Regions from separate parts of the Mus musculus genome. Here all the other regions are linked to region 2. Evidence: chromatin loops called from intact Hi-C (ENCODE). Cell type or tissue: heart. All regions are shown on one strand.

Evidence for each region. Hi-C counts contacts between places; a loop is a spot of excess contacts. Peaks named below come from ENCODE experiments on the same cell type or tissue, not always from the same donor. Only the 100,000 strongest peaks of a DNase experiment are listed, where the experiment ranks them.
Region 1: it touches region 2 in a loop (2.6-fold over the local background); 2 of 42 quality-filtered maps call a loop at or near these places.
Region 3: it touches region 2 in a loop (2.0-fold over the local background); 2 of 42 quality-filtered maps call a loop at or near these places.

What each region holds. Positions count from the first base shown.
Region 1 is chr17:33,645,370-33,653,369 of GRCm38, forward strand. It overlaps Pram1 (PML-RAR alpha-regulated adaptor molecule 1), which reads left to right. Exons shown (of 10, transcript NM_001002842.2): 9 at 57-91; 10 at 175-337. The coding sequence ends at 206. It overlaps Hnrnpm (heterogeneous nuclear ribonucleoprotein M), which reads right to left. Exons shown (of 16, transcript NM_029804.3): 13 at 6,904-6,957; 14 at 4,226-5,028; 15 at 3,444-3,495; 16 at 864-1,290. The coding sequence ends at 1,127. Among named protein-coding and RNA genes, the nearest start is that of Pram1, 11 kb to the left of the region's middle. In heart, no CTCF peak of the experiment used is centred here; a DNase peak (open chromatin) is centred at 4,702.
Region 2 is chr17:33,798,249-33,806,248 of GRCm38, forward strand. No RefSeq gene overlaps it. Among named protein-coding and RNA genes, the nearest start is that of Kank3, 8.3 kb to the right of the region's middle. In heart, CTCF peaks have their summits at 243 and 4,178 (motif pointing left); a DNase peak (open chromatin) is centred at 283; H3K27me3 peaks cover 4,030 bases.
Region 3 is chr17:33,625,997-33,633,996 of GRCm38, forward strand. Zfp414 (zinc finger protein 414) reads left to right here and starts at 3,096. Exons shown (of 6, transcript NM_026712.3): 1 at 3,096-3,220; 2 at 3,801-4,083; 3 at 4,371-4,478; 4 at 4,580-4,685; 5 at 5,133-5,467; 6 at 5,546-5,720. The coding sequence starts at 3,218. The coding sequence ends at 5,610. In heart, no CTCF peak of the experiment used is centred here; DNase peaks (open chromatin) are centred at 3,345, 3,875, 4,515 and 5,425; H3K4me3 peaks cover 1,676 bases; H3K27ac peaks cover 2,327 bases.

The sequences.
Region 1 (8,000 bases), 150 kb before region 2:
GGAATGGGGAACACCAGGGTTGGCTTCTGCTGACTATATCATGCTCTCTCTGCCAGGGAAACAGAGGTATATGATGACGTCAGCTTTGGGGGTATGTACAGTGATTCCTCATAGGGATGCTTTGTATCATGCCTCTGTGGCACAGGGTCACTTGAAATTCATCCTTCTCTGTAGACCCTCTGGACATGCAACCATTTCCTCGGTGACAGTATGGAACAGCAGATAAGTGGGTTCCAGGACCAACAGTCCAGCTACTGCTCACTCAGGAGCCCGGGATCCCAGCCTGGCAAACAGACACCCAAAGGCATGTGCTTATATAAAACTCCTCTTTAAAATATCCTTGTTTCTTGTCTTTTCTCTCCTTCCTAACTGGCACACACAGTAGAACACAGGCATATGCCTGGAACGAAAGGTGGGGGGAAAAAATCAGTTACCCTCCCAACTGAAAGGAGCTGATGAGAGGATACATCCACACACAACTTAGATGACTAGTAGCTGCACCCAAAAACCCCTTGTAGGCTGCAAACATTTGTGTTGCCAAGAGAGTGAGTCTATGGTGGGGCTCCTGCCTAACAAGCCCCAAACAGTGACATTCTCAGTGGGCTTGAACAAAGAAAAGCCAAAGTGAAGTAAGCTGGGACTTACAGAATAAAGCTACAGGACGACTTTCAGGATTGCTATTATCACACCTAGGAAAATGACGACCTTCTAGAATCTTTACTAATAAGTGTATAACCAGGTTCTCTCTTCAAACCTTGGGGCCCACACGCAAGCAACAATGAGGGTGAGATCCCTGGTGTTGACAGCTCTGCAGATCTCAAATGGCCACCTCTACAAAATATACAAAAACAAAAAAGGCAAGCCACTTTCAGGAACTGGTATTTATTATCAAAGTCATATTCGATGTCAACAAGATGCCACAACTACAAAAAAAATTGCGCACATTGCAATCTCAATGCAAACAGTCAAATGGAACCCCAATCATTAAAAAATTAATTCAAATTACCCCAAAAAAGCAACTGAATTTTTTAAACATCTTTATACATCCAGCCAACAAATTAAAATGGTTAACAAGAAAAAATACAAATTCAGAGGTCTGGTATTGATGTTTAAAAAAGGCAACTGCTTAAGCATTTCTATCAATTCGAACATCAATCTCTCGGCCACTCAGCTTCATGCCATTCATCATCCGGCAGGCTCTCTCAGCCACCTCTGGAGACTCAAACTTAACCACACCGCACCCCTTGGACTTTCCGTTCTCCATCTTGATGTCGGCGTACAGCACGTGGCCTGGCACAGGGAGGGAAGAAGAGACCACACGCATCAGGCAAACCCAGAGCTCAGCCTCAGTCTGGGCTCCACTCAGTCCAGATCACCTGTTGGATTTCGGTGACATAGTCAAAAAGGAGAGACCCTTGCGTATGAAGTGAATGCTTAGAACACCACGTATGGCAGCGCCAGCAACTACAGCTCCCTCCACTACATTGCCATTGTTCTCCAAGCATGACAACAGCCTAACCTGCTGTGAAGAACCTGCCAAATGGCTTCAAATGTTTGTCCTTATGCTCCAGCAAGTTACAGAGAGAGGGAACTGTGGAGCCAACTTTAGATTAGAATTCTAGAGGGTTGACTATTGAATACAACCATCTTGTCACAAGGCCATTACCAATATGATGGTTCTGTAAGACAGGTATACTTAGTGAGTAGCTTATGGACCTATATGATGATTATGTACCCAGGTATGTGTCAAGCACAAAAGAAATGGGTCTATAATAAAGTAAGAGTCAAAGACACATTAGTACTGTTAAGGCCCACAATTCTAGTCCTACTAATGGCTTGGGGAGAGATGACATTCCAGTGGCTTCTCATGATAAAGTTCTAAAAGATAGTAAGTACAAATTCATCAGAACAAACATTCCTGCCAGAGTAGGACACAATGGTACACACCTGCAATCCCAGTGATTGGGAAGCTAAAGCAAGATTTTGAGTTCTAGGCCAGTCTAGAGCTACCTGGCAAGGCCCAGGCTCAAAAGAGAATGATAAGACAGGAGAAAAAGAGAGGGAAAAGTATCTCACCTGTAATCCCAGCCCTTGGAAGTTGGAGGTAGAAGAATCAAGAATTCAAGGTCACTAAGGATGCAGCTCAGTGGGCACAGTGCTTTGCCTAGCATGCATAAAACCCCTGGGTTGAACCCCAGCATTTGTACAAACCAGGCAGGGTGGCTACCTCTGTAATCCAAGCATTCAGGAGGTAGAAGACTACAAGTTCAAGGTTATTTCTAGCTATATAGTGAGGGCCATCTGAGTTTTAAAAGGCCCAATCTATATCCCCCCCCCCCCCGTCACCCCCCTCCCCAATACAACTAAGAGTTTAAGGTCATTCTTGATTACATAAGGACTTTGAAGCCTATCTCAAAAAGAGAAAAGGGGGAGGAAAAAAGCAAAGGGGCAGAGAGAATTTTCTGGCAGGAAAGCAGAGGATATACCTGAACATATAACTCATGTTCAAGGGCAGGAGAGAAATGTAACCAAGTCTGCAGAATCTTTTGAGTTTGAATTTTCTCAGAAGTGGGGAGAGTGACACATTCCATTCCCAGTTTTTGGAATATCTAGTTACAATATTGACTGTTGTGAAAACTGCAACTCAGAGAATCACGGGACTAGGAAAGATAGTTGGCTTTGACTCTACAGCTTATCCCAAAGAATCAAGGAACACACCAAGAACATTGGAATGTGAGCCATTTCTGCATGAGGAAACAAGAAACAGGTGTCTTGATCCAGCAGCCACCCACATCTTGGTTTAGCTGAGAAGGTGCAATGCAAGCAGGGGACGACTGCATCCTGGTCATCAAAGAAGCTTTCCAGAAAGGTTGCCTCGTGTTAAGAATCCACAACCAGACTTTCACCCCATACTGTGTGCTCAGACCTACAACTGCTAAGCATGAGTTCCCGAGGAACCAAACCAGCTATGAGTTTAATGGAGGAAATCAATTTTTCTTAAATTTACTTTTTTTGTGTTTTACAAGTCTGTGACCGTAGGAATACTGCTTTGCTGACTCTTATGTAAAAAGATGACAACACTGCCTCCTCTCAGAAACTCTGAAAAAGCAGGAGTGGTAGCATTCACCTATAGTTCCAGCAAATGCAAGGCAGAGGCAAGAGAATCATGAACTTGAGTTTTGCCTAGGTTATAAAGTGAGAGTCTGCTTCCAAAAACTAACTAGAAAAGAACTGCAAGGATGAAATGAGCACACAGCATGACACATACCAGGACACCCAACAGCTGCCTGTACACCTGCAGGTAGAACAATGGCAAGGCCCATGGTCGCTCTGGAGCCCATGGACAGTGGTGGGTAAGACTAGGAAAGAAGCTCCACTGCTCCAACTCAGCAGCATCACCAAGCCACGACACAGGAAGCACAGAGAGCCTGTTACACACTTACCACATTCATTGAACTTGTCCTTTAGCATCTTCCATGTAAAATCAAATGGGAGCTGAGGAAAAAAAGAGGCAGACTAATCTGTGATACAACAAAGTCTTAATGTACAAACATTCTACTAGATACGAGAATATGACTTGAAGGCACTTGGGCTGGAGTGCAGCTTATGGGGTATACAGTGATTTGCCTAGTGTGTGGACAGCCCTAGATTGAACCCCCAGTAATCCCTCAAATCCTCACTTGCTGACCTCAAGACAATCAGCAGGGAACAAAACAAGTCTATGTAGAACTAGGCTACTAAGTGGCACAACTCACAATCTGGTGACAATACGTAACTCAAGCACAGCTACCTTTCTCAGAATCACTGTGCCAAGGCTGAAGTGCTCCTCAAGCCAGGGACCAGAAACCACAGACCTTTAGAGCTCAGTCTATTCCTCACCTGGCATATCACAGGCAATGCCAGGCAATTGTATTTTTGTTTCTTTGTATTTTGGAGACAGTGTCTCACCTGGTAGCTCTTTTTAGACTGGATCCCAGAGTGCCACTTCACCTTTGCCTCTAGAGTGCTGGAATTAAAGGAGTGGACCACCATGCCTGGCACTAAGACTACTGCTCTTCCAGTAACCCCTCAACTTCCAGTTCAACTCTGGAGATAGGCAAGCTGTATCACCCGTACTGCCCAGTTCTCCCTTCATCAAACTTCCCTCTCCAGTCTACATCATTCAGTCTACTGGCCTCCCCACTTCACAACAACCACAAGAAAATTCCACTAAAGAACCACTTACATTTCTCACAAATATCTGGCAGGCCTTCCTGGCTACTCCAGGTGCATGGCCTCCAGCTCCGCCAAAGGAACCTGCGAAGCTTCCTCCAAAGTTGCCCCGCTCCATCTCAATGGCTCGGTCAAAGCTAGCACCTCCGGCTCCACCCATGGCCAGGCCCATTCGCTCAATACCAGCGCCCAATGCTGGGCCCATGGCAGGGCCCATACGTTCCAGGCTGTTGGCGCCCATTCGCTCCAGGCCCATGCGCTCAAGACTGTTGGCTCCCATACGCTCCAGGCCCATGCGCTCCAGGTTGTTGGCGCCCATGCGCTCCAGGCCGGTGGCCATCCGATCCATCACAGGACCCATGCGCTCCAGGCTGGCCCCCATGCCTGTGGGCACCATCCGATCCATGCTTAGGCCCATGCGTTCAATGGCAGGACCCATGCGCTCTACACCAGAGCCCATGCGCTCAATGGTTTGGCCCACACGGTCAATGGGTGCGGCCATGCGCTCCAGGCCGAAGCCCATGCCGGCACCCATGCGCTCCACGCCAGAACCAATGCGCTCCATGGTCTGGCCCATGCGCTCAATACTGGAGGCCATGTGGTCAAGGCCTAGTGGGCCCATGCGCTCAATGCTGGAGCCCATGCGCTCAACTGAGCCCATGCGGTCCATGACCAGGCCCATGCGCTCAATCTCAGAGCCCACTCGATCCATGCCATGGCCTAAGCCTGCGCCCATGCGCTCCATGCCAGCACCGCTAATGCGGTCAATGCCAGGGCCCATCCTCTCGATCCCAGGGACACTGCCTCCAGCTCCACCTGAAACAGGAATAAAAAGCACAAGTAGAAGTCAGAGACTTATGTAGATGTTCATATACTAATGTGTGCCTGGCTGGGCACTTCAGATCCTAAGCTCAAATCAGGAAGTCATGCTCAAAGTAATTTACTATTAAAACAAAAACAAAAAAAAACCTCTTGAAAGTTTTCACATTGAAATCCACACAATCATCCTTTCCACTACATAGCACAGGTAAAAATTTCACAATAAAATTTAGAAGGAATAAAACTTCACCTCCATACTGGCTATGAGTTGTCATACTTCAATTTCTAAAAACCTTTGTAGTGTCCCCATCAGCAGACATTACGAATGCTCTTTAAAAAGCACAGAAAACTTCATACTCAGGGTAACTGACAGGAGACAATTCAAAGTTACTTACAACCTTCAAGTTGAGAGAACCTGTCCCTCTTAAAATGCCCTGCTGATGTCCACTATTGCTGCAATTCCTTTAGCACTTCTAGGGCACAAAATAATCACACAGCCATGTAAAAGATAAAACAAAAATGACCCTCAATATACACAAGCATACAAACTGATCATTTTCTGGAACCTTTCCTTCTATAGGGGAAATTGATAGCTACTTCATTGGCTTTGGAAGAAAGATGCTGACACCATGGCAAGTTCAATTCTGGAAGAGGCTAAGGGTCAGAGACCAGTGCACAATGACTCTTATCCATAATGCTTGCAAACCTAGACAAGGAAGGTCTGACTATCACCAAGGCCATTACCTCACCACCTAACCAAGCAGAGCTCAAAACTGAAGTTTCATAGTGCCCACTTCTCAGCATAGCAGTCTAGCCCACAGCTGGCCTACTACTGACACAAGGTAAAAATTACAAGAGATCACTCAGCAATTTTTCTAACAGTATATAACTGGCCAAAGCTATGTACCTGGCACAAATCAACTCATCTTTCTGTGCCCACTTCTGTGGCTGAAATGTAGCACACTGGTTGGCAAAATCCAAGTACAACTTCAATAGCATTTCAGAACACAAGTAGCTCAAAAAGTAACTTCTTCACATTTGCAAGGGGAAAAGAGTTGCTGGCTCAACACAGAGTATAGTAATGATGCTGGCAACATAGTAATATATGTCCACAGCAGCAGACCCAGAAAAGAATTTAGCAAGGATCCTACAGAAATGCCTGGCAAGTGGGTTGCTATGGGAAAGCCAAACTCAAAGATTAGGGAAAAAGGGAAGGTGGAGTGGGTAAACTTTAAAAGGTAAGGTTAGGCTAGAGAGCTGGCTCTGCAGTTAAGAGAACTTAACTATTCTTGCAAAGTACCAGAACTCATTCAGTTCCCAAGACCCACATCTTACAACTTACAACCACCAAATAGCTCCAACTCTCAAGAGATCTGCTGTCTCTGGTTTCCACTTGCATTTACACACACACACACACACACACACACACACACACACACACACACACACACACACACACACACCACTCACTCTCTTAAATCTTCATAGTACTTTTAATTCTAAGTGCTCATAAAACTATCATGGACGATCATATACCAAAATGTTTGCAACACTCAATGCACACTGGGCCTGCATGAGGGTTCCAACAAACATTTGCCTTGCTTTAGGATGGTGCACTTTTCAGTTTTAAGACTTTTTACATGCACTGGCTCTTTTATAGCCTTCGGAGGTTGTATCTATTAAACCCCCCCCCCCCATTTTATAGGTGAGTTTTGTCATTTGTCATAAGCCACACAGGAAAAGGCAACAATTGATACCACCCTGGGTAACCTGTGTCACAGCCATCTTTGTCACATTACCGTTGACTTTCCATTAAGTGCTCGTTCTAACAACAACACCACCACACAGAACATCAAGCTAAGTGATTCCTACCTCCTCCCTGTTTTGCAATGATCTCTCCTCTCTTCAGTGCATTACTTAGGATTTCTAAGGAAATCAGGAAGAAAAAATAATTAGCCAAATTGTTCTATAACAGAAACCTGCTCATTATGTTCTAAAAGTATATATATTTTAAGAATAGAGAACGGGTTTGAGAAACATACATTTAACATCATTTTACAAAAAACGTGGTGGCGCACACCTTTGATCCCAGCACTTGGGAGGCAGAGGCAGGCGGATTTCTGAGTTCGAGGCCAGCCTGGTCGACCGAGTGAGTTCCAGGACAGCCAGGGCTATACAGAGAAGCGCTGTCTTAAAAAACCAAACCAAACCAAACCAAAAACCCAGGAAAGTCATAATGCTAGGACTCCTTGTAACTCTTGAGTAAGGCCCAGTTTACAGGGGTGCCTGCAAATTTGTCCAGCAAAGAGAACAAAGAGGAAGGCCCTCAACCCTTGCTCAGTAGCAGTTTTCTAAAGGTGGTCTGGACACTCTTAGTACTGAGACTTCCTCGGTGGGCAGGAAACCAAGGATTCTTCAGGTGTCCTAGAACCTGCATGGACTCTTCTTCTCCGCATCACAAAGTAATTCAAAGTACCTGTACAGAGCAGGAGGTGAGGACTTTGAGCACCTAATGAGTAGGCAGTATGTGGTGGTGACAAAGATAAAGAATTATCTTCCTGCCCCACTGTCCCATAGAGAAAACATTGTTGCTTGCTGGCCAATGGCTCATCTAAGCCTCCTCAAGTTTGCTACTGCTACTATTAATACCCACCTTAGAAATCCAAAGCTTTAGCTTCTATCATGGGTCCTTAAAATACATCAAATTTGCTAGCTGGACTTCCCAGCAGTCATAATGGTTTGCAAACCAGACCACAGGGGAAATCTTTATAGAATGACATACACGAGCAGATGCACTTTCTGTGGCCATCTCTTAGGACCACATGTCTGTGTCATGCTCTATGCTGCCATGTAGCCATAGCAATCTTACAGCACACTTGCCAATGGCAGGCACCTGAACCTAGGTAACCTTTGCCCCTTCTGAGGTCCACAGAGCTGTTCCTACAGACTCTGGCATCTCCTTTTAGTTG
Region 2 (8,000 bases):
ACTCACTACTTAGCCAAAGATGACTATGGACTGTTGATCCTCTGAAGTGGTAGGGTTACAGGTATGAGTCACCTTGCCCAGGTGCTTTAGAATTTCTTTCAGAGGTCCAGAAATTGTTTTTAGGTCAGGAAGACAAAGCGGCTGCAAGACATTTTTGTTGTGTTTCTTCTTGGAAGAAAACAACTTCCTTCAAATGTTAAGCAGGTCTAAATTTCTAGAGTTGTAACCCAGGTTCTAGCACCCCCTCTTGGCTTTCCAGTGAGCAGCTCTTACATGTGCCAGGAGGAAGGATTGCCAAGCTCTCTTGGGCAGTTATAAATGCCCAGTGTAGCCTGGGCATGATGCATGATTAACATGTCCATAGAATCTGTCAAATAATCCGGGGGGGGGGGGGGTATGAACGTGATGATTAGTAAGTTTCCCTCTGTTACTTTTCTTTTCTCCCTTTCTGCAGTATTTCATTGATGGACAAATTGTGTATACACATGTGTGAGGTGTTTGTATCACTTAGTGTTTGCGTAATTAAAGGAACTCTTGTGGGAGTCAGTTCCCACTTCCGATCATATGAGTCCTATGGATTGAACTCAGGCCCTCAGGCTTCATAGTAAGTGCCTTTATCCACTGAGCCATCTCATCAGCTCCCATCTCGTTTCACTATTAATATATCAAACATTTGTGGGGCACCTACTCTGCACCACATTTTGTTCTCATCACTTAGGTCCAAAATCTTTAGCCAGTCGGTGGTGGTGCACGCCTTTAATCCCAGCACTTGGGAGGCAGAAGCCAGCCTGGACAGCCAGCACTACACAGAGAAACCCTGCTCTAAGGAAGAAAAATAAGCAAAGAAGATGAAGAACATACAGAATGGGGAAGGGAGATTAACAATTTTTTAAAAGGATATGAACTGTTTTGTTTTAAAGATTTATTTATTATATTTATTTGAGTACAGAGTAGCTCTTTCCAGACATATCAGAAGAGGGCATCAGCTTTTATTACAGATGGCTGTGAGCCACCATGTAGGAATTGAACTCAGGACCTCTTGAAGAGGAGTCAGTGCTAATAACTGCTGAGCCATCTCTCCAGCCCAGATATTAACAACTTTAAATGGAGTGGTCAGAAATGGACTTGGTGACAAAAGCAGGGAAGTTAGGAAGTGAAAGAGCTGGCCAAGTGGATCTGGTGTAATAATATTCCAGAAAGAGGAAACTACCAATGCAAAGGTCCTGTGGCAGACATGATTACATATGACCACTGAGTAAACAGGAAGGGAGACCATGTGCTTGGAGCAGAGGAGTGAACGGTGGGGAAAGAAAAAGTCACCTTCCAGAATGGCTCACTATGTAAAGGCACTTACCACCAAACCTGTGGACCTGAGTTTAATCTTTGGGACCTGTGTAATGGAGGAAGAGAACTGACTTTTGTAGATTCTCTGTCTTCCATTTGTGTGTTGTAGCACTTGAATCCACACACATGCACACGTGTATACACACTAAAGAAATAAAATAAGTAACATGCATTTTTTAAAGTGGGGGGTGAGTCAAGGCAGGAAGACAACAAGGTCAGGTCCTTAAAGGTACTGGGAAAGGACTTGATCTTTTTGCTTGTTTTTGTCTTTTTCAAAACAGGGTTTCTCTGTGTAGTACTTCTGGAACGTTTTAGACCAGGACGGCCTCAAACTCTTTGCCTCTGACTCCTAAGTGCTGGGATTAAAGGTGTTTGCCACCACACGGGGTTATGGAACTTCATCTTTCCTTAATATGTAGGTCATGTATAGGACTCTAAGAAAAAAAACCAGACAAGATTAGATGTTAAGAGCTTTCCTCCAGCTGGTTTGTGGCCTCACACAGAACTGAAATGATGAGAGGAAAGGGTGACTTTCTTTTTTTTTTTTTAAAAGATTTATTTATTTATTATATGTAAGTACACTGTAGCTGTCTTCAGACACTCCAGGAGAGGGAGTCAGATCTCATTACGGGTGGTTGTGAGCCACCATGTGGTTGCTGGGATTTGAACTCCGGACCTTCAGAAGAGCAGTCAGGTGCTCTTACCCGCTGAGCCATCTCACCAGCCCAAGGGTGACTTTCTTAGCCGGGGCTGGACAAGGAAGGGAACCACATGGTGGTGAGGCATGGTTGGATACTGGATTGGTAGATTTTGAGAAAATGAAGGACTTGCTGATCCTTGTAATATGGGGTCCTGAGATGGTCAGGGCTCTAACTCAGTTGATAGGACACTTGCTGAGCATACATGGAGCCCAGGGTTCCATCTCCTGCACCAGATATATAAATACACACACGCCTGGTGTGGTGGCGCATGCCTTTAATCCCAGCACTCGGGAGGCAGAGACAGGCAGATTTCTGAGTTCGAGGCCAGCCTGGTCTACATAGTGAGTTCCAGGACAGCCAGGGCTACACAGAGAAACCCTGTCACGAAAAAAACCAAAAAATAAAAAATAAAAAAAAAAATAAATAAATACACACACACACACACGTGTGTGTGCCTGGGGATACATAAAACCTTCTCTCAAAACAAAACACCTTTTAAAGAGTGAGCAGTGAGCAAGAGAAGACTCTGAGTGGTTTTGATGCTGATGGCATAGATATCAAAGACAACAGGGTAATCATTAATCGAGACCCTGTCCATTTTCATATTTTATTTATTTTGAGATGGGGGTCTCTCTCTAGCCCTGCCAATCCTGGATCAGGCTGTTTTTGAACACAGAGAGCTCTGCCTACCACTGCCTCCTGGGTGCTGGGTCTAAAGGCAAGCACCACTCACTATGCCTGCCTGCTGTTTTAATATTTTAAATTAAATTGCAAAGCAACAGGCCCCCTGTCCCTTAAAGCATTATAATTTTTTTCTATCTGGATGTTAGTGACACACATTTTTAATCCTCAATTGAAGTACTGGGGAGGAAAAGGCAGGCAAATCTCTCTGCAAGTTCAAGGCGAACATGGTCTACATAGTATGTTCCAGGACTGTTAGAGCTACATACTGAGACTCTGGTTCAATCCAGGATCATTTATGACATTTTAATGTCATATCTCTCAGTCTACCTTTAGCTCAGAACATTCCTTCTTCCTTCATTTTCTCTTCTTTTTCCTCTATGAAGGGTAGAACCTAGAGTCTGGCACACACTGGTGAACACTCTACCACTGACCTGCATCTCCCGTTGTCTTTATCTTTTATTATACAGACATGCTTTTTTCTTATTTTTTATTATATTGGTTAATTATTTGTGTGTGTGTGTGTGTGTGTGTGTGTGTGTGTGTGTATTTGAGTGTGGTCACTTGCACACTATGGCAAGAATGTGGAAGTCAGAAGACATCCTTTTAGAGTAGGCTCTCTCCTTCTACCATGTGGGTCCTAGAGATTTAGCCCTGGTCCTTAGGCTTGTGCAGCAAGCCTTTGTGCACGTGCCTTTGCTCGCCGAGTCAGAGTCACTGCCTTCTTTCTTTAAGAGAGGGTCTCCTACAGCCCGGCCTGACCTCAAAGTTCGATGTGTAACTGAGGATAACATTGAACTGATCCCTTCCTTTAAAAAATTGCATTTTCCGCCAGGCATGGTGGCGCACGCCTTTAATCCCAGCACTCAGGAGGCAGAGGCAGGTGGATTTCTGAGTTCGAGGCCAGCCTGGTCTACAAAGTGAGTTCCAGGACAGCCAGGGCTATATACAGAGAAGCCCTGTCTTGAAAAACCAAAAAAAAAAAAAAAAAAAAAATGCATTTTACTATGGCTGGAGAAATGGCTCAGCAGTTAGGAGAACTGGCTGTTTTTTCAGAAGATATATGTTTAGTTCCCAGAATCCACATGGTGACTAGCAACCATCTTTAACTCCATCCAGTTCCAAGAGACCCTTTTCAGGCCTGCTTGCGTAATATGCACATAAATGCATGGTACATGTAAACATGCAGGCAAAATTCATACTCATGAGGAATTTTTAAATTACATATGCATTGATATTGGGTATATGTGGGGGAATGTGTTTGAGTGTGGAGCTGTGCATGCCACAGTGTGAAAACCTCTATTTGATTCCTGGGGTTTGAACTCAGGATGCCTCTCCTTGGATCTCTTGAACTCGGGATCTCTCCAGCCCTTCCCCTGTCCCCCACCCCCTAACTCTAGAGTCTGAAGTTTAAGTGAAGTTTAAAATAAAGAACTCTCACCACCTACTGGTCATATGGGGAATAGCCAAGCTCAGGTTTTTTTTTTTTTTTTTTTTTTTTTTTTTGCTTGTCCTTACCTCCTTCCCCCATTCCCTCCTAAACAGGGTCAAATTTATTTTGTAACAGGGGAGGCTGTGACTTCTGGACTTCTGACTCCGTCAGCCAAGTGCTGACCAGGAGCACTTTTTTGAAAGCAATAGGCAGTAATTTTGTAAGGTGCTTTTTTTATTTGTGATTAGGATCATGTGATATATCCTCACAAATACCACAATTGTGTGGTTACTGTTTTTTTGTTTTTGTTTTTGTTTTCTCTAATGAGTATTGATGTTTTGCCTACATGTGTGTGTACCATATGCACACACAGTGCCCAAACAGGCTGGAAGAGGCATTGGATCCCTTGGATCTAGAAATACAATTGTGAGCCACCATGTGGGTGTTGGGAATGGAATCCTGGTCCTTTGGAAGAGCAGTCAGTACCACTGAGTCAGCTCTCTAGCTCTCCAGCCTTACTGGTAGTTTTAAGTATAAGGACTTGGTAAAAGGAGACTTCTGTGAAAGGAGCAAGGTGGCAGCTGCGCTCTTCTGTAATTACTGTCTGTCGGGCACATACATTGAGGCTGTTTTACTGTTCCATTTCTTCTGGAACTTTCATTCACTTGCTTCACTGCAGAGCTGTAAACCTGAATCAATTATTTAACTGGCTTTGTTGTTTGTTTGTTTGTTTGTTTGGTAGCTAGAGAGAATCTCTTACTCCAAAACCCTTTAATGGTTTGGAGCTCGGTATGTAGCCCAGGCTAGCTTCAAACTTCTGGAGATTCTTCTGCCTCAGCCTCCTGAGCACTGGACTTACAGGCACGAACCACTGACTGGCTGGTTGAGTGCCTTTAGTAGTTTGCTCATTTCTTTATTTTTCTTATTTTGTGTGTATGTGTGTGTTGACACAGGCGCTGGTGTGTTATGCATGTGTATGTGTGTGGAGGCCAGAGGACAACTTTGGGCATTGTTCCTCAAATGTCATCCCTCTTGTATATTTTCACTCAGTGTCTCCCACTGATCTGAAACTTGCCAAGTTGACTACTAGGCTGACCAGCCAGAGAGCCCCAGAGATTTCTCCTTGTCTGCTTTCGAAGTGCTGGGATTACAACCACTTGCCACCATAACCATTAAACAAACAAACAAACAAACAAAAACAAACCAATAAAGAGTTTTGAAGAATGGAATGTAAGTCTGAATCGGGCTGGTTCTCTTCTTCAACTAGGTGGCTTCCGTGGAACTCAGGTCCCCAGACTTGGGAGCAAGCCATCTTGCCCTTCTAGTTCTTTCTCTTAAGTACCTACTATTAAACCTATAATAAAACTCCTGGCTGAGCCCATTCTGCTGTATGTGAATGTCATTCTTTAAATTCATAAGACAAAAAAAGTGGTTGTCACTAATTCAGTGGAAATTTTGTGTGACCATGAAAGTTCATCACTCTAACTCCTGATTTAAAGCCCACCTGGGGCTAGGAAGTTTCTGTTAAACTCAAGGACAACCCACTTTTCCAAATCGTTAAGCTGTGAGAAACCCTTCTGACCTAGTTTGGATTTTATTGCTGTGAACAGACACCATGACCAAGGCAACTTTTATAAAAGACAACTTTTTTTTTTTTTTTTTTTTTTTTTTGGTTTTTCAAGACAGGATTTCTTTGTATAGCCCTGGCTGTCCTGGCACTCACTTTGTAGACCAGGCTGGCCTTGAACTCAGAAATCCACCTGCCTCTGCCTCCCGAGTGCTGGGATTAAAGGCGAGCGCCACCACGCCCGGCTACTTAAAAGACAACTTTAATTGGGGCTGGTTTACAGGTTCTGAGGTTCAGTCCATTATCATAATGGTGGGGAAGCATGGCAGCGTTCAGGCAGGCATGGTGCTAGAGGAGCTGAGAGTTCTACATCTTCATCCCAAGGAAGCCAGGAGCAGACTGTTTCAAGTGGCTAGAAGTGTCTCAAAGCCCATCCCCACAGTGACACACTTCCTCCAACAAAGCCACACCTACTTCAACAAGGCAACACCTGATAGTGGCACTCTTTGGGCTAAGCATATTCAAATCACCACACCCTCTGTGCAATAACCAAACTTGCTCAAAGCTAGGAAATGTAGCAGGAGGGCAGGGGGAGTGATACACACGCCAGGAGGGCAGGGGGAGTGATACACATGCCAGGAGGGCAGGGGGAGTGATACACATGCCAGGAGGGCAGGGGGAGTGATACACAAGCCAGGAGGGCAGGGGGAGTGATACACACGCCAGCAATGATGTGTTCCTTTATTCCCACAGGTGGGAGAGGGATACATTCCAGAACTCTCTGGGGAGGGAAACAACTGGATGTGGACCATCTGCTTTGCCCAGGGAGGGGAGGGCATGCAGGGTTACCCTGGAAGCCAAATTGGTGGCCTGTGTCTTTTCAAAGCCCCATCTGTGTTCTCAGCCCAAATGCTGGGAGATCTGAGTGTTGAGAGCCAACCACAGCCTCCTTGGGGCAGTTGCATTCCAGACAGGGGTGGAAGGTAGTCTGGCATATATCTAGGAGGTCCTTGAAATGGTGAAAGAGCACAAAGTGCTTCCAAGGGCTTCGTGTACATTCTGGAGTGGCTGAAGTTGGCTTCTCCCTCCCACTTCCCTCTGGAGACTCTAGAGAAAATGGTCCCCTTTTTAATTTAATTTAATTTAATCTAATTTAATTAATTTTTTTTTAGGATGAACATAAAGGGTGTTACCAATGGTGTGTGTGTGGAGGGGAGGGTCATTAATGAGCTCTAAGTTTTTTGTTGTTGTTGTTTTCGAGACAGGGTCTCTTTGTGTAGCCCTGGCTGTCCTGGAACTAATTCTGTAGACCAGGCTGGCCTCGAACTCAGAAATCTGCCTGCCTCTGCCTCCCAAACACTAGGATTAAAGGCATATGCTTTCATTGCTGGGCTTTTTAAAAAGTTTTCAATCACATTCTCTCTGTCTCTGTCTCTGTCTCTGTCTCTGTCTTTCTCTCCTGCTGTGGATGTGAATATAAGGCTCTCAGCTTCTGTTCTAGCACCATGCCTATCTGCTTCTCAGCATAATGATCATGGACTAACCATCTAAAACTGTAAGCAAGCCCCCAATTAAGTGTTTTTTTAAAATAAAGAGTTGCCTTGGTCATAGCCTCTCTATATAGCAATAGAACAATGACTAAGACATATACTTTTCCCCAAGTCACAAGAATTAAAGATGCTTCTAGGAAGCCAGGCTTGGGCTACACAGAGAAGTCCTGTCTTGAAAAATAAAAATAAAAACAAAAACAACAACAACAAAAAAGATTTGTAGGCAGGAGAATGACACATTTTAAATCGTCCTATACTACACAACGAAACGGTGTCTGTAAAACAACCAAAAATTGCTTATTGGATTGGGTATTAGCTCAATGATCTGCCATTTGTGTTTCCTTCCTACCACTGAAAGAAAGAAAAGGTCTGCCGAGCTGGTGGTGCACACCCTTAATTTCAGAACTCCGGAGGCAGAGACAGGTGAATCTCTCTGAGTTCAGGGCCAGCCTGGTCTACAGAATGAGTTCTAGGACAGCCAGGGCTACACAGAGAAACCCTGTCTCGAAAAACAAAACAAAACAAAACAAAACAAAACAAAACAAAACAAAACAAAACAGGACTTCCAGACAAGGGACTGAGGTGCATATTTTACATCAAAGCAAAGCTGGCTCCCAGGTTCTCCCAGCTTCCTCAGGTCCCCACCCTGCCCCCAAACCTTAACTCCAGCTCAGGGGCTGGGTTGCCCTACCCCCAGATATCTCTGTATTCTCTCTCTCTCTCTC
Region 3 (8,000 bases), 170 kb before region 2:
TCCTCAGAAAATTGGACATAGTACTACCAGAAGATCCCTCAATACCTCTTCTGGGCATATATCCAGAAGATGTTCCAACCGGTAAGAAGGACACATGCTCCACTATGTTCATAGCAGCCTTATTTATAATAGCCAGAAGCTGGAAAGAACCCAGATGCCCCTCAACAGAGGAATGGATACAGAAAATGTGGTACATTTACACAATGGAGTACTACTCAGCTATTAAAAAGAATGAATTTATGAAATTCCTAGGCAAATGGATGGACCTAGAGGGCATCATCCTGAGTGAGGTAACCCAATCACAAAAGAACTCACACAATATGTACTCACTGATAAGTGGATGTTAGCCCAGAAACTTAGAATACCCAAGATATAAGATACAATTTGCTAAACACATGAAACTCAAGAAGAATGAAAATCAAAGTGCAGACTCTTTGCCCCTTCTTAGAATTGGGAACAAAACACCCATGGAAGGAGTTACAGAGACAAAGTTTGGAGCTGAGATGAAAGGATGGACCATCTAGAGCTGCCATATCCGGGGATCCATCCCATAATCAGCTTTCAAATGCTGACACCATTGCATACACTAGCAAGATTTTGCTGAAAGGACCCAGATATAGCAGTCTCTTGTGAGGCTATGCCGGGGCCTAGCAAACACAGAAGTGGATGCTCACAATCATTTATTGGATGGATCACAGGGCCCACAATGGAGGAGCTAGAGAAAGTAACCAAAGAGCTAAAGGGATCTGCAACCCTATAGGTGGAACAACAATATGAACTAACCAGTACCCCCGGAGCTCATGTCTCTAGCTGCATATGTATCAGAAGATGTCCTAGTCGGCCATCAGTGGAAAGAGAGGCCCATTGGTAGTGCAAACTTTATATGGGGAAGGCCAGGGCCAAGAAGTGGGAGTGGGTGGGTGGGGGAGTTGGTGGGGGAGTGTGGAGGGGACTTTTGGGATAGCATTCGAAATGTAAATGAAATAAATACCTAATAAAAATTTTTTCAAAAAAAAAAAAAAAGAGTTGCCTTGGTCATGGTGTCAGTTCACAACAGTAAAATCCTAACTAATACACCCATTAAGGGGTGGAATTTGGTAAGGCAGATTCAAATGTCTTTGAGTCATTTCTCCCTCAGTAAGTAACCCCTTGCCTATATCCCTGTAGTAACTTAAGAAAACCCTTGATCCACTATAGTGGCTTTGGTGTTATTCATACTTTGCTCTGTCATGGGTTATTTATCTAAGGTGAGTAGAAGTGTTTGTGTTTCCCTGGAAAAAGTCTTGTCATACAACTGATCCTACCATAGAAATATGACGACCTAAGTTCATATCCCCAGATACCAGGTAAATGCCAGGTGGGCACTATGGCCCACCTGCAGCTTCAGCCTCAGACAGTAGAGACCGTGCATCCCCAGAGCAAGAATAGTCATATTGTTGAGCTCTGAGTTTGATTTTGAGGTCCTGTCTCATCGAATAAGGAGGAAGAGGCCTGGAGGATTATTCCCCACTGCAACCACCAGCCTCCATATGCACAAGCCACAAAGTGAACATGTACCCACAAATGTGAGTATGCACCTGCAAACAAATACCCCACAAACATGTGTGCATATATACATGCAACCACATACACAAAAATGGAAAAACAAACATTCATCAATGACTACTTCAGAAACCATGGTTTCTCTCTCTTCCACCTCTTGAAAGTCCTACAGGAGCCAGGCGTGGTGGCGCACGCCTTTAATCCCAGCACTCGGGAGGCAGAGGCAGGCAGATTTCTGAGTTCGAGGCCAGCCTGATCTACAGAGTGAGTTCCAGCCAGGGCTACACAGAGAAACCCTGTCTCGAAAAAACAAAACAAAAGAAAGAAAGAAAGAAAGAAAGAAAGAAAGAAAGAAAGAAAGAAAGAAAGGAAGGAAGAAAGGAAGCCCTACAGGACTCACCCAAGTTCTCTTTCTGACCTCCATACCAACATCTTTATTCTGTTTCAATAGTGCAGAGGTCTCGCCCTTGCTTACGAAAGGGGAGCTTGCTCTTTGCCAGCTCAGGACATCTGCGCCAGCTTGCTGTAGTGCTCTGCTTCTGTAGGCATCAAGGCACAGCTCAAGTCACCCCCTTAGACAGGCTTCCCTGACTCCTCATTTCACATCAGTTTTGTTTGTTTTCTTATCTCCTAGGATAGATCCAAGATCATTTTTCTGCTGTTGTTGATTTATTGTCTCTCCATTTTCTTGGTTGACTAGAGACTCCCAAGAGCAGTACTAAGTTCCTGGCACATAGGATGCACTTAAGGAAAGTAGGGTGGGCAGGCGACCTCTCAGTAGTAGTGCACTTGGGATTCATTTTCACACCTCTCGACCTGTGGAATTTGCTTGTTCCTGAAGATCCATTAGTTAGAGTGTTTCTCACATTGGGCTATTACAACAGATTCGTACTTGCTGCACACTGGATGTGCTGAAAATTTTATGGTGCTTGCTAGGAAGATGGGTCTGTGCAGACACAAGGGACCAGGGTTCAAACCCACAATCATGTAAATGAGAAAGAGTTTGGATCTCTAGCCCTCCCTGTGAGGCATAGCAGCTTCCTGTAATCAGGGCCCTTTGGAGGTGGACACAGGAATCTTCTGACAAGTAAGTTAGCTAGCTAGGTGGGAACTGGTGAGCTCCAACTTCAGTGAGAGATGTTGCCTCAGTGAATGAAGTGGAGAGCAATGAAGGAAGACAATGTCTACCTTGGACCTCCGCTCTTACCTGCTCACATCTGTGCATATACATATTCATTTGTACGTGTATGTGTACAGAGCTAAGGATGTGGCTTGCTTTGTAGAGAGTTTGCCTAGCATATATGAAAACTCTGGGTTTGATACTCAGTACCACCTAAAACCTGGTGTATTGGCATCTAAGTTCAAGGTCAACTTCTGTGTAAGGCCAACCTGGGCTATAAAAGTGGGGAGGGGAAGAGCTTTTGTCAGTTTTCTCTGAAATTTAAGACCAATCAAAAGCAGACCTTCTCTGTTTCTGTATAAGAGCTGCAGTGTAGTCTCAGGCCCCTCCTTCTAGAGAAGCGCCCAGAATTAGGCCACACCCCATGTCTCGCGAGATCTGAGAAGCGGGAAAATGGCGCCGATGTGAGCGAGAGACCGTGTCGCCGAGGAAGACGCCCCTGCTGGAGCCAGAGCCTCCGAAGGCACGGGAACCAGAGGTGTAACTGAGTAGAGGATGGTGAGCGCAGCACCCCGCACGCGGACGCGGAAGAGCAGCGGGACTGACAGGGAACGGTCCTGCCGCGCGCCCCCCTCCAGCTGACCCCGCCCCCACATCCGGGTCCCCGCCCGCCTCTGACTGTCACTTAGCTTTCGTCCAGCCCTGAAGGCCGGGCCACACCCACTCTCCTAGAGTTCAGTCCCTAAATTTAACACGTATTGGCTCAGAGCGTCTATCTGCTCAGCTCTAGCTTAGCCAGTATTCCCCATCATCACACGATCCACTGTAGGCCCTCCAGCATTTCCTAGTTGCTCCTCTAGGCCACACCTCCGCCCCTAGTGCCTCTCCTGCCAAAATTGAGGAAGGGATGTTAATGCTGCTTTTTTATGCATAATCCCTGATAACTCCTGCAATTGGAATTAGGAGACAGTAGCTCGGTCTGCCCTTATCTCCCGTATCTTGCTGGTGACTCAGAAAGTGGAATGACTGGGTAATATCTGGTGAGTGTTGAAGGAGTCTGTCTTGTGGACCTTTGTAGTAGAAGGGCATCTGTCTGACCTAGGGATCCCAGCCTGATTTTAGCCACTTCTTGCACCAGGAGGAACCATCCAGGCCCAGCTCGGACACGCTGACCACTGTAGAATCCAGCTCCGGTGAGCCAGACAAGGAGGTGGCATCTCCAGATGGGGCAGCTCCAGCCACTTTTTCCTCCGTGGAGGAGCCCAGCCCTAACCCAACAGCCATGCCACCAGTGTGGGACCATGGAGGACCTCTGCAGCAAGTTGCCTATCCAGCCTCAGACAGTTGCCAGACTGGCTCAACCAACACAGGCGTGGGGACCAATGAGGACCTTCGGTTGCCCAGACGCCGTCCACCGCCAGGTTATCTGTGGACCTTTCTGGGGAGTCACATGCCTTTGATAGGGCTGAGATGGTGCAAGACAAGGAATCACCTTTTATCCCATTGCGGGGGTGGGGGGGTGGGGTGGGGGGTGGTCTTCACCATTTACTGAGCACCTTGTCAATATGTCAGGTGTGGCTCCAGAGATGAACTAAACCAATCCAGCCCTTCCGGGCAGTTTATTCTGACAGTGGCTGGGTGGGGAGTAATCAAGGCTTTTGGGTAGGTCAGTAAGGAAGAGAGTAATGACACCCATTCGTTCCTGCAGGGAAACAAATACCCTGCTCTAGCCCCGGCTGCTGCCTCAGTTTCCCCAGTGTTCGTGATCTAGCACAGCATCTCCGTACCCACTGCCCACCCACACAGTCACTGGAAGGTAAGATGAGGGTTGCTGATAGTGAAGCAGATAGGCAGAGCCCCCCCCCCCAGAGTTAGTCTTAACCACCCCACTCCACATCTGCACTTTATCCCTACCAGGCAAACTCTTCCGATGCTCCGCGCTGAGCTGCACTGAGAGTTTCCCCAGCATGCAGGAGCTGGTAGCCCACGGCAAGCTGCATTACAAGCCCAACCGCTACTTCAAGTGAGAGCCTGACCATCCCCCTCTTTCAATTCCCAGATCTTTAGTGCTTCTTAGTGTGTGTGGAGGAAGGGTGGGTTGAAGTATGAGTGTGGCCTGGGAAACCAGCTCCAACCATGCATGGAAAACAGATGGGAATTAAGTCATTCTGGCTACGGGCTCAGTTTGGAGGTGCAGGGTATACATGCCGTGGTTCCGTCCAGTTCTACCTCATGTCTTATGTGGAAAACTGGCACTTAAGTAAAACCAAACTTGAGATTCTGAGCTGGAAAGGTCCAGAAGAATTAAGACTACAGTAAAGGAGGGCCTGTAGGCCAAGCTCCTTTACTTTGTGTGCAGTACTACAGAGATTCTGATATAGATACCCTTCCTACATCTTGGTCCCTGGGAAGCAGTGGATAGGCCCTTCCTGTTGCCCAGGATATAGTCCAGTACTGTGCCTGCCCCCAGGTGTGAGAATTGCCTCCTGCGCTTCCGCACTCACCGTTCACTCTTCAAGCATCTGCATGTTTGTATAGACCATGGTCAGAACCCAGCCCCGCCACCACCCCCTGCCCTGGACAAAGAGCCACCTGTACCCGAGCGTCCCCCAGAGTCCGACCCTTCGTCTTCCCTGGGCCTGCCATTCCCACTACTTGAGCCTTTTACCTCTGCCCCCACTGGGCCCTTCCTTCCATACTTGAACCCTGCACCCTTTGGCCTGAGTCCCCCTCGACTGCGCCCATTCCTGGCTGCCACTCCAGGGCCACCAGCATCCAGCACTGCCATCTGGAAGAAGAGTCAAGGTGAGTATAGGAGCAGGTTGCCTGCAAAGCTGGCTGAGCCCACCTTTATTCTGAACTTGAACTGCTTCTTTCCTGCAGGCGCTACCAGTAGTCCCAGAAGACCTCAGGGTGGCTCTGATGCGCCCTCAGGTGCGTGCAGGTGACCACCAGGGCAGGGTGGAGGGGCCTTCATTCCTATGCCCTGTGTGGGCCTTGCGAATGCTGGAAAGCAGCAGTGCCTGTCCCTTAAAATACATGATTTTTACCTTTAAAATGACTGGTACCTATGCCTTCATCTGCGCTGGCGTTCCTGTGTAAACATTTGTGTCTTGTCCAATCTCTGAGTGCTCTTCTCCGGTGGTGGATCCAGGGATAGGAGGCAAATGTGGTGCCTGCGGTGATGGGCAGTCAAGCCCAGGAAAAAGAATCCAGCTTGCCTGGACCCTGGCAGCTGAGGGGGATGGACCCAGGGAAAAGTCTAATCTGTTCTGGCCAACGTCTACCATCCATGGTTGAAAGGCTTTCTGGAGGGAGACTGAGGTGCCTGCAGGGTACCTGGCTCCCAGCCACATCACGTGGAAACACACAGATGGCTGCTATTTGTGTATGCAGTGTGTGACTTCTTCAAGAGCCTCACGGTCCACTTCCAGGACCATCACCCTGGTCACCCCACAGCCCTGACACCTGGGTTCCTTGGTGCCAACACCCAGTTGGATAAGGCTGAGCAATGTTCAGGCATAGAGCTAGAAGCAAGGGATGAGACCTAGGCTCAGCTGGCCCCCCCTCAACTCTATACAGACTCAACCCTGTTTGCTCCTGGGGTGTCACAACTGTCAGAGGGGGAGAAGCTAGTTTTATGGAAGCTTTGAAACAGCTCTGTTGAACTGAGTGGGAAGGAATACAGAGAGTTTTGTAATTTGAGGGAGGAGGGGACAATAGAGGAGGCACGTTGAGCTAGTGTGTGCTGTCTTGGGTCCCTTACCCCCCAGATAAGATTTTTTTTCTAATTTTTTTTATTTTTTGAGAAAGTATGAGAGTGTATGTGTGTACACAAGTGTAATTAATGCTCATGGAAGCCAAAAGAGGGTATAGGAGCCCCAAGCACTTGTAAGCTGTCGGGATGGGTGCTGGGAACCAAACTTGGGTCTTCTGTAAGAGCAGTATGAGAGTGAATTTTTTTTAAGCGTCACAGCTAATTTCTTTTAAAAATTAATTTATTTTAAACTTTTAACTGTGATTCCTCTCCTGCAACCCACCACCACCACCCCCCAAATAAGCACTAGGCTGTTGGACTAGGGTGCTCACATGCAATGGGAGGGCGACTTAGAATTGGCTTCACAGAATCTGGCCCTCATCAGTACTCCTGTTTTCCTGGCACCTCAGCCATGGGATCTCTCTCCAACTCAGTGCCCATCGTAGCCAGCTGTAGATAGGGTAGTCAGTGCCCACTGTTCTGTTCCACAACTTCCAGAAACCAGATACAATAGGGTTGTTCTTTATTCCAGGTTGTTTTCCTTTATTTAAAAACAAACAAACAGGCATAGTGGCACATGCCTTTAATCCCAGCACTTGGGAGGCAGAGTTAAGTGGATCTCTGAGTTTATGGCCAGCCTGTTCTACAGAGCTAGTTCTAATATAGTCAGGACTACACAGAGAAACAGTGTCTTGAAATTTCATGGCTCACCATGTTCAAGTGCTTGCCTATGCAGCCCTGATGGCCTGTGTGAGGCAGAGAGGGAAAGATCAAGTCTCCAAAGTTGTCCTTTCATATATTAGGCCCCGAGTTTAAAGTATTGTGGCACGCACCTTTAATCCCCGCACTTGCTAGACAGTCAGGCAGATCTAAGTGACAAGGTCCAGCCAGGGTACATAGTAAACACTATCTCAAGAAATTTTGTTATTAGTATCAAGAATTAGGAAGGCAAGCCGGGCGGTGGTGGTGCACGCCTTTAATCCCAGCACTCGGGAGGCAGAGGCAGACGGATTTCTGAGTTCGAGGCCAGCTTGGTCTACAGAGTGAGTTCCAGGACAGCCAGGGATATACATTGGAACCTTGTCTCGAAAAAAAAAAAAAATTAGGAAGGCAATGTGGAAATCTAGGTGTGAGTAAACTCTGAGCTCTTCTGCATTAGACCTCCACCTCCCTTGCTCCTGAGGCCAATGGATTCAGAGAGAGAAGAGCCTGGGTTACTGTAGTTGAAGAGTTGAGAAGGGGCAAGATGGGGAATTGAACTTTTTCCGCATCCTCCTTTCAGTCAGCAAACCTTGTGTTGTTGCTGGCTTCTGCCCCAATCTCCATTCTGGAGAGTTGGGTCCATTTGAAATGTACTGAGGATGGAGATGTAGCTCAGTACAGTACTTGCCTACCATGCACAAATTCTTGAGCTCTTTCTGTCCCAAGCACCACATAAGCCAGGCATGCTAATAAGTGCATACATTTCCTCCAGAACTTGGAAGGGGTGGGAGAGTGGACTCGAGAGGATTAGGAATTCAAGGTTGTCCTGGCTATGTATAGAGTATATAACACACTTATACCCCCCACCCCCGCCCCGCC